Linked DNA regions of Homo sapiens: region 1 is linked to region 2. Evidence: read pairs that join two places in POLR2A ChIA-PET (ENCODE). Cell type or tissue: HepG2. All regions are shown on one strand. Each heading gives the region's core, and the rest is flanking DNA. Links, peaks and the distances in the headings are about the cores only.

Region 1 (5,071 bases), core at 771-4,770, 200 kb after region 2:
TGGGCTCAATTGATCCTCCTACCTCAGCCTCTTGAGTAGCCAGGACTACAGGCGTGTGCCACCATGCCCAACTATTTTTTGTATTTCTTGTAGAGATGGGGTTTCGCCATGTTGCCCAGACTGGTCTTGAACTCTTGGGCTCAAGCAATCCACCCTCCTCAGCCTTTCGAAGTGCTGAGATGACAGGCATGAGCCACCATGTCTGGCTTCCTTGTTCTTTTTTTTTTTTGAGACGGAGTCTCGCTCTGTCGCCCAGGCTGGAGTGCAGTGGTGCTATCTCGGCTCACTGCAAGCTCTGCCTCCTGGGTTCACGCCATTCTCCTGCCTCAGCCTCCCGAGTAGCTGGGACTACAGGCGCCCGCCACCACACCCGGCTAACTTTTTTATTTTTAGTAGAGATGGGGTTTCACCGTGTTAGCCCCTTGTTCTTTGTTTTTTATTTATTAAAAAAGATGTTTATCCTAACCACGAGACCATCAGGGGACTTCGTTCTTTTTTTAATGGTTGCATACCATTCCATTATGTGAATAGTCGTTAATTATTTTAAACCTGCGCCTGCACTTTATTGATGAACCTAAAACTATTTCTGATTTTTTGCTATTAAAATAGTGCTGCAATTAAAAAAACCTTCTTAGTCATTTCACATATGTTTTGGCATGTTTGCAGGGTACATTCTTAGAATAGGATTGCTGGTTCAAAGAAAATGTGCTTTTGTAATTGTGATATTGTCAAATATTCTTCATAGTGTTTGTATTAATTTATACTCTCACCTGCAGTGTGTGAGAGTACCTGTTTCCCCACGTCATGTATAGTAGTTTTTTGTTTGTTTGTTTGTTTGTAAGATGGGGTCTCACTGCATTACCCAGGCTGGTCTTGACTTCCTGGGCTGAAGCTTTTCTTTCACCTCAACCTCCCAGAGTGTTGGGATTATAGACGGTGCAGTTTGTTTTTAACTCAGTTTAACCCAGTTCTGTGGGTTAAAAAAAATGATGTGGCAGAATGTTTAATATACTTCTGCATGGAGTAAGACTCTGAAGTTTTGTTTTCAATCATGTTGTTTTTTAGCGATGTGACATTGGGGATGCTTCCAGGGGAAGTTTATCTTCATATGCATATATCCTTATGGTGCTGTACTTTCTGCAGCAGAGAAAGCCACCTGTTATCCCAGTTCTACAAGAGGTAGGTGTTTAAGAAAACTATAAAGGAGTTTTTTTTGAAAACAATAGATCTAAACACAGGAGATTTTGCTTGGTTCATGTCATCATGAAGGATTTTTCCATCATGGTTGTCCTAAGTTTTCTCTTTCCATTAATGCTATAATTAAACAATGAATATTTTTGAAAAATTTATTATGGGAGAATATAGACTACCAAAAGAATATTAGATGAATAGAACCATTGAATATCTTTTGTAATGTTTTTAAATTTTACAGTCTTAGAGTGCTGTGGATGATTGTGAAGTTCTTGTAGCCAGCCATGAACTCATATATTTTATAGTCTCCAAGATGCAAGTACATAAGTTTCTTCTTTCTAGAATATTTTCCCTCCTGTTGCCTGGCAATGAAGATTGATTTATTCTTATGTATACTTTGGTCAACCTTGTGAATTTTGGTTTAGAATGAACCCAGGGAAACTCTTCCTTATCTCTTCTGAAGTCATATTAATTACATTAAACATAAGAATGTACATTGAAAGAAACAGATTATACTCATTCACTCAGAATTGGTGACTTATAAAGTTCCTTTTTGTAGTCAATTTATACTCTCTGAAATTGGTACAAAGGAGATATTAATCATCCATCTGTTCCGCCTGATTCTTGGCACAAAGTAGATTTGTAGGCGTTAGGGAGGATCCAATTCAAATTTTTTAGAATGGTGACTATTTTTATTTAGGAGACAAGCATCAGACTTGGTTGGAAAAGTCACATATTCTGGTTTCACATAATCTTTGATAGTTATGGCAAAGAAGAAAATCACAAAATAGGCTGGGCGTGGTGGCTCACGCCTGTAATCCCAGCACTTTGGGAGGCCGAGGCGGGCAGATCACGAGGTCAAGAGATCGAGACCATCCTGGCCAACATGGTGAAACCCCGTCTCTACTAAAAATATAAAAATTAGCCGGGCGTGGTGGTGCGTGCCTGTAATCCCAGCTACTCGGGAGACTGAGGCAGGAGAATTGCTTGAACCCGGGAGGCAGAGGTTGCAGTGAACTGAGATCTCACCACTGCACTCCAGCCTGGTGACAGAGAGGGAGAGTCCATCTCAAAAAAAAAAAGAAAAGAAAAAAAAGAAAAATCACAAAATTATAAGCCATATAGTAGGTGTCAGATAGCCTTAGTAAGTTTTAAGAAGTTCTAATGAATATATATGGTTTTACCAGCGTTTCCTTCCCTGTTTTAAACAATGGATGGGAATCCTTTCCTAGCCAAAGATTTAAGTTGCTGAATCTGTGTTGGGTGATGTATGTTTGGGTGTGTGTTTAAAGTATTTTTTCAGAGCAGTTTTAAGTTCACAGCAAAATTGAGAGGACTGTAAAGAGTTTCCAACATACCTCCTGTACCCACACATGCATAGCCTCCCCCATTATTAACCCCACCAGAGTGGTACATTTTTTACAACTGATGAACCTACATTGACATATAATCACCCGAAGTCCATAGTTTGCAATTAACATTTATTCTTGATGTTGTATATTCTAAGGGTTTGGACAATATATAATGATGTACACATTTTATCATAATCAATGATACATCAATATATGCCATTACAGTATCATACAGTTTTCAGTGCCTTAAAAATTTTTGTACTTTGCCTAGTCATCCTCCCCTCAACCCCTGGCAACCACTAATCTTTGTGCTGTTGTCTTCATAGTTTTGACTTTTCCAGAATATCATATTGTTGGAATCATATAGTATGTAGCCTTTTCAGATTGACTTCCATCACTCAGTGATATGTGTTTAAATTTCCTCCATGTCTTTTCATGGCTTGATAGCTCATTTCTTTTTCTTTTTCTTTCTTTTTTTTTTTTAATTTTTAAATGTTCAGACTTTTTTGTTGAACCTCTAAATCTATTTTATCTTTTTTTTTTTTTTTTTTTTTTTTTTTGAGACACAGTCTCGCTCTGTTGCCCAGGCTGGAGTGCAGTGGCATGATCTCAGCTCACTGCAACCTCCACCTCCGGGGTTCAAGCGATTAAAGCAATTCTCTTGCCTAAGCCTCCTGAGTAGCTGGGATTACAGGTGTGCACCACCACGCCCTGCTGGTTTTTGTATTTTTAGTAGAGTGGGGTTTTACCATGTTGGCCAGGCTGGTCTCTAATGTCTGACCTCAGGTGATCCACCCGCCCCGGCCTCCCAAAGTGCTGGGATTACAGGCATGAGCCACCACGCCTGGCCTATCATTTCTTTTTAGTGCTCAGTAATACTCCATTGTTGGGATGTACCACAGTTTATTCATTCACATATGGAAAAATATCTGTTTTACTTCCAAGTTTTGGCTATTAAGAATAAAGCTGTTACAGACATCTGTGTGCAAGTTTTTGTATGGACATAGTTTTCAGGTCTTTTGGGTGAATACGAAGGAGTCACATTGCTGAATCATATGTACGAGTATGTTTAGTTTTGTAAGAAATGGCCAGCTGTTTTCCAAAGTGGCTGTACCAGTTTGCATTTCTACCAGCAATGTGTGAGAGTTCCTGTTGCTCCACATCCACCCAGCATTTGAGTACTTGTCCATGTTCTGGATTTTGGCCATTCTTTTAGGTGTGTAGTAGTCTTTCTTTCTTTCCTTTAGGTGTATAATCATCTGTCTGTCTGTCCATCCATCCTCCCTTCCTCCTTCCCTCTCCCCCCCTCCCCTGCCCTCCCCTCCCTTCCTCTCCCCCGTCTTTTTTTTTTTTTTTTTTTTTTTAAAGGTAGCGTCTCACTCCTGTTGCTGCCCGGGCTGGACTGTGCAATCATGGCTCCCTGCAGCCTCAACTTCCCAGGCTAAGGTGATTCTCCCACCTCAGCCTCCTGAATAGCTGGGACTACGGGTGCACACCACCAAGCCCAGCTAATTTTTTATATATTTAGTAGAGATGGGGTTTTGCCATGTTGCTCAGGCTGGTCTCGAACTCCTGGGCTCAAGCCCACCTCGGCCTCTCAAAGTGTTGAGATTACTTTTAATGGCAAAACCGCAATTACTTTTGCTTCAATCTAATATTTTGTTTTATTTATCTATTTATTTATTTTTGAGAGAGGGTCTTGCTCTGTTGTCCACGCTAGATTACAGTGGCACAATCTCCACTCACTGCAACCTCCACTTCCTGAGCTCAAGTGATCCTCCTAAGTAAGCCTCCCAAGTAGCTGGGATTACAGACATGAGCCACCATGTCTGGCTAGTTTTTGTATGTTTTATAGAGATTGGGTTTCTCCATGTTGCCCAGGTTGGTCTCGAGCTCTGGGCTCAAGTAATTTGCCTGCCTTGGCCTCCCAAAGTGAGTGCTGGGATTACAAGTGTGAGCCACCTCACCTGGCCACTGTTGTTTTAATTTGCATCTCCCTGATGACATTATGCGGAAATCTTTTCATATGCTTATTTTGCCATTCATATGTCTTCTTTGGTGAGGTTCTTTGGTCCATTTTTTTAAACAGGTTATTTTCTTACTGTTGAGTTTAAGGAGTTCTTTGTGTATTTTGAATAATAGTCCTTTATCAGATGTGTGTTTTGCAACTATGTTCTCCATGTCTGTGGCTTGTTTTTTCATTCCCTTGACGTTGTCTTTTGCAGAGCAGAAAATTTTAATTTTAGTAAAGTCCATCTTGTCAATTATTTCTTTCATAGCTCTTGCCTTTGGTGTTGTGTCTAAAAAGATATCACTATACTCAAGGTCATACAGATTTTCTCTTGTGTTTTCTTCCAGGAGTTTTATTTTACATTTAGGCCTGTGAGCCATTTAGAGTTAATTTTTGTGAACGGTATAAGGTCTATGCCTAGATTCATTGTTTTGCGTGTGGATGTTCATTTGTTTCAATACCATTTGTTGAAAAGAATATTATTTCTCCACTGTATTGTCTTTGCTCCTTTGTCAAG
Region 2 (5,071 bases), core at 637-4,636:
TGAATTGATTTTGCACCTTCATCAAAAATCTGTTGGACAACCTTATGATGTCAGTCTACTTCTGGACCATATTTTGATCTATGCATGTGTCTGTCCCTCCTCCAATACCACACTATCCTCCTTACTGTTTATTATTGTTGCTATACAATAAGTCTTAAAATTGAGTAGTGTGATTTCCTCCAACTTCATTATTCTTTTTCAGTATTACTTTAGCTATTCTAGTTCCTTTGTCTCTCTATATATAAATTTGAGAATTAGCTTATCTATCTATCTATCTATCTGTCTATCTATCTATCTATCTATCTATCTATCTATCTATAAAACTGCCATTTTGGCCAGGCACAGTGGCTCACACTTGTAATCCCCACACTTTGAGAGGCCAAGAAGGGAGAATTGCTTGAGCCCAGGAGTTCAAAACCAGCCTGGGCAACATAGCAAGAACCCATCTCTACAAAAATAAAAAATTAACAGGGTGTGGTGATCCCTCTCCAATTGTGGGGGTCTGAGCAGCTGCCAGCCAAGCCTTCCAGAAGTTACAAGACCTTGGCTCAAGTCCTCATTCTGGTATTAAACGTTGTGCTACTTTGTGCCAAACCCTTCTCTTCTCTGGATCTCGGTTACTACTTCATAAAATGGAACAGAAAATACGACTGGCCTAATTTTCTGTGAATTCTTTTCCATTGAGCTCCTTGGGAGGCTGAGGTGGGAGGGTCACTTGAGCCCAGGAAGTTGAGGCTAGATTGTGCCATTGTACTCCAGCCTGGGTAACAGAGCAAGGCCCTGTCTCAAAAAAAAAGGGCGGGTTGCAATTTTTATGTTTACTATGTTGAGTTTTGCAATTCATGAACATAGTGTATTTCTCCATTTTAGGTCTTCTTTGATTTCCTTCATCAGCATTTTGTAGTTTTTTTTTTGTTTGGTTGGTTATTTTTAGAGACAGGGGTCTCCCTCTGTTGCCAGGTTGGAGTATAGTGACATGATCATAGCTTACAAGTGAGCCTTGAACTCTTGGGCTCAAGGGATCCTCCCACCTCAGCCACATGCCATCATGCCCGGCTAAGCATTTTGTAGTTTTCTTTTTTTTGAGACAGAGTCTTGCTCTGTCACCCAGACTAGAGTGCAGTGGTGTGATCTGGGCTCATGGCAGCCTCCGCCTCCTGGGCTAAAGCAATCCTCCCATCTCAGCCTCCCAGTAGCTGGGACTACAGGCACATGCCACCATACCCTGCTTTTTTTTTTTTTTTTTTTTTTTTTTTTGTAGAGACAGGAGTCTTGTCATGTTGCCCAGAATGATCTCGAACTCCTGGGCTCAAGCGATCCTCCAGTCTTGGCCTCCCAAAGTGGAGGGATTTTGTAGTTTTTAACATACAGAACCTGTACATGTTTTGTTAAATTTTACCTAAGTATTTCATTTATTTTAGAGTAACTGTAAATGGTATTATTGTGTTTTTAGTTTGGGTTTCTAATTTTTTGTTAGTAGTATATATAAATACAATTGATGTTTGGTTTTGACTTTACTGTGACCTTGCTAAACAAACTTAGTTCTTTTTTTTTTTTTTTTTTTTTTTTTTTTTTTTTGAGACAGAGTCTCACTCTGTCACCCAGGCTGGAGTGCAGTGGCGCGATCTCTGTTCACTTCAAGCTCTCCCTCCAGGGTTCATGCCATTCTCCTGCCTCAGCCTCCCGAGTAGCTGGGATTACAGGTGCCCGCCACCAAGCCCGGCTAATTTTGTTGTATTTTTAGTAGAGATGGGGTTTCACCGTGTTAGCCAGGATGGTTTCAATCTCCTGACCTCATGATCCACCCTCCTGGGCCTCCCAAAGTGCTGGGATTACAGGTGTGAGCCACTGCGCCCGGCCCAAACACACTTTGTTCTAACAGGTTATTTTGTGCACGTTTTATAGACTCCTTGGGATTCTTTGTTATTTAAGCTTTCATTTTAAGGCATTCCAACTTGTACAGGGATTTACTTCAACCTTCTCTTCAATACAAGAATCCCCTTAGCTGAATCCCATATTTAGCCTTTTCCTGATTACCTTCCATGGATAGAGGTGCTTTTTTAAAAAACAAAACAAAACAATTTAACAAAACAAAAAAACTTGTTTGTTAAAAAACAAAACAAATTTGTAAAGGATTACGAATTTGTGAGTGAAATATGGCCCAGAGTGATGGAGTTCTTTTTGCAGTATTTCAGGTATACTCTAAATAAGTTCTACCTTTATTGACTCAACATCCATCTCCCTATGGCTTTCCCCACTGATTTCAGCTCTGTTCTCTCGATTCTCATAAAAATGTCTGATCCTCTTGTCCCAGAACAACCTTGCAGAGATCTGAGGCCCTAGGCTGTGAGCCCAGAGTCTCCTCTGTTCAAGGCCAACTATCCCCAGCTCTTTACCTAATCCTCACATGACCTGGTTCCCAGATCTGAAGTAGTCACCTGCCTCTGATCATCTGATTGGTCAAAGTCCATCTCACATTATGGGGCTCTGAGCAACTGGCCAGCCAGGGCTCTGGGGAATCCCTTGGGCTTCCAGGAGTTACAAGACCTTGGCTCAAGTCCTCATTCTGATATTAAATCATTGTGCTACTTTGTGCCAAACCCTTCACCTCTCTAGATCTGTTACTACTTCATAAAATGGTGTAGAAAATACAACTGGCCTAATTTTTCTACTTCTTTCCCTTTGAACTCCAAGTTCTGAAGGATTCTGTCTACATAATAGACTGCATTTATTAAGTACTAATTTTTTCCATTCTGTATTAATCAAAGAGCTCTGATCAGCAGGAGAGCACCTATGTTAATTACCCCCTGGAACTGATATAATTCTAGCTCAAAGAGAAGAAACTTGGTCCCTGTAAAACCTTTGCAATATTGTAGCCAGCTGAGGCAGGAGAACTGCTTGGACCTGGGAGGCAGAGGGTGCAGTGAGCCGAGATGGCAACATTGCACTCCAGCCTGGGCAAGAGGGTGAGACTCCATCTCAAAAAAAAAGAAAACAAAAATTGTTGGGCCGGGCACAGTGGCTCACACCTGCAATCCCAGCACTTTGGGAGGCTGAGGCGGGTGGATCACGAGGTCAGGAGTTCAAGACCAGCCTCTGGCCAAGATGGTGAAACCCCGTCTCTACTAAAAATACAAATATTAGCCAGGCGTGATGGCAGGGGCCTGTAATCCCAGCTACTTGGGAGGCTGAGGCAGAGAATTGCTTGAACCTGGGAGGCGCAGGTTGCAGTGAGCAGAGATCACACCACTGCACTCTAGCCTGGGCAACAGAGCGAGACTCCGTCTCAAAAAAAACAAAAAACAAAAAACCTTTGCAATATTGGAGATTGCTCAAGAATCCCCACTGCTATGTTTGGGGACCCTCAGGAAATTGGAAACCAAAGTTGGGAACCTACAGAGTAGACGATAAAAAGTTATTTCTGAGATGTGATGGCTGGTGAGTTCTATCCAACTGAAAGTTAATATAGATCATCACTCCTTTGCTTCCAGACCTTATACTCTGTTAATGTGACCTGAGGTTCCACTCACTTTTTTTTTTAGCAATTACATTACATTTTTGGCTTATGTGGGAAGCTGTTAAAAAAAAAAAAAAGGTTAGGCCAGGCGTGGTGGCTCATGCCTGTAATTCCAGCACTTTGGGAGGCTGAGACGGGTGGATCACCTGGGGTCAGGAGTTCAAGACCAGCCTGGCTAACACAGTGAAACCCCGTTTCTATTAAAAATACAAAAATTAGCCGGGTGTGGTGGCAGGTGCCTGTAGCCTCAGCTACATGAGAGGCTGAGGCAGGAGAATTGCTTGAACCCGGGAGGCGAAGGTTGCAGTGAGCCAAGATCACACCACTGCACTCCAGCCTGGGTAACAGAGGGAGATTCTGTCTCAAAAAAAAAAAAAAAAAAAGGGTTTTAAAAAAAAGAAAATGGTATGTTTGAGATTGCCAACATGTAAAAATTGAAGCGCCTAATAATAATGAAAATGACAGCCACTAATTGTTAAAAGCCTACTATGTGTTTGAGACTAATTAAATACCAGTAAGCATCATTTCTAGTTTTTGCAACAACTTTCTTAGTAGCTATGAGGGTACACATTTTAGAGTAAATTGAGGCCGAGAGAAAAATGACTTGCTTAAGGCCACACACTGACAGCAGCAAGGCCAAGATTAGAACTAGGTTTTCTGGCATCTCTGCCCAGCGCTGTGCCTTCCCTCCTTTCTCCAAGGACCTCCGTGGCCAGTCCCCCATTACCTGGGGTTCTCAACCCTGAACATGGGCCTAGCCTGTGGTGACCAGCTTGGAAAGGAGTTCTCAGGTTTTCCCCCTGCTTGGAGGAGTCAAAACAAACTCATCACTGACTGAAGCATGTTTGGTTCCTCGGCGTTACCTCTCAAGTATGGTTAATTAAAAAGCAGTGGGCTCTGGGGTGACATGACTGAGCCTTCTGTGGAAGGTGGGAGGGGCTGATGAAAGTCATTCTGCAGTATAGGGGCAGCTGCTGCAGGGAAAGGTCTCTGGCTGGGAGGCAAAGGCTTGGCCACCAATTGGCTGGGTGACCTTAGGCACATGACTGCCTCTCTCTGGGCCTCAGCTGCCCCATCTATACAGTGAGAGCATCAGACTTTATTTCTAGGAGCTTTTGAGTTCTAGTTGATGAGAATGGCTGACTAATGACCTCTTCACCAACAACTTTCAGAAAAGGATAAGAATTGGACTCCTTAATTTTCCCCCCAATGTTTTAGTATCTTATTAAATGTACCTAGATATCACCTCTACACTCACCTCACTGACCTCATCTGCAAAATGGGAGTTGATAATAATCACCAGGCAGAGTAGTTGAGCAGGTTAAAGGGGATGATGTGTTTGAAGTCCTTAGCACAGTGCCCAGCTCAACAGTAGGAACTCACTTTTCTGATCTAGCCAGTTCCTCACAAAGTACCAGAATAAGAAAGTTATGGTCTTCATTGCCATCCCAAGTTTGGGGATGGGATGGGTGTGACGGTGATGGGACAGAGTACAGAATGCCTGGGCAGGGAAAGAAGCCTATTTCAGAAACTGCTTTTCCATTTACACTCTGC

The links. Peaks named below come from ENCODE experiments on the same cell type or tissue, not always from the same donor. Only the 100,000 strongest peaks of a DNase experiment are listed, where the experiment ranks them.
Region 1: POLR2A ChIA-PET joins it to region 2 with 7 read pairs; 8 of 35 experiments call an interaction of 5 or more read pairs at or near these places.

The regions. Positions count from the first base shown.
Region 1 is chr1:52,454,444-52,459,514 of GRCh38, reverse strand. TUT4 (terminal uridylyl transferase 4) reads left to right here. Exons shown (of 30, transcript NM_001009881.3): 20 at 1,066-1,179. Among named protein-coding and RNA genes, the nearest start is that of PRPF38A, 52 kb to the right of the region's middle. In HepG2, for the core only: no CTCF peak of the experiment used is centred there; no DNase peak of the experiment used is centred there.
Region 2 is chr1:52,649,473-52,654,543 of GRCh38, reverse strand. The region is part of intron 2 of SHISAL2A (shisa like 2A); the gene reads right to left. Among named protein-coding and RNA genes, the nearest start is that of SHISAL2A, 19 kb to the right of the region's middle. RefSeq lists an enhancer at 2,253-2,547 and a silencer at 2,253-2,547. In HepG2, for the core only: no CTCF peak of the experiment used is centred there; DNase peaks (open chromatin) are centred at 1,003 and 2,413.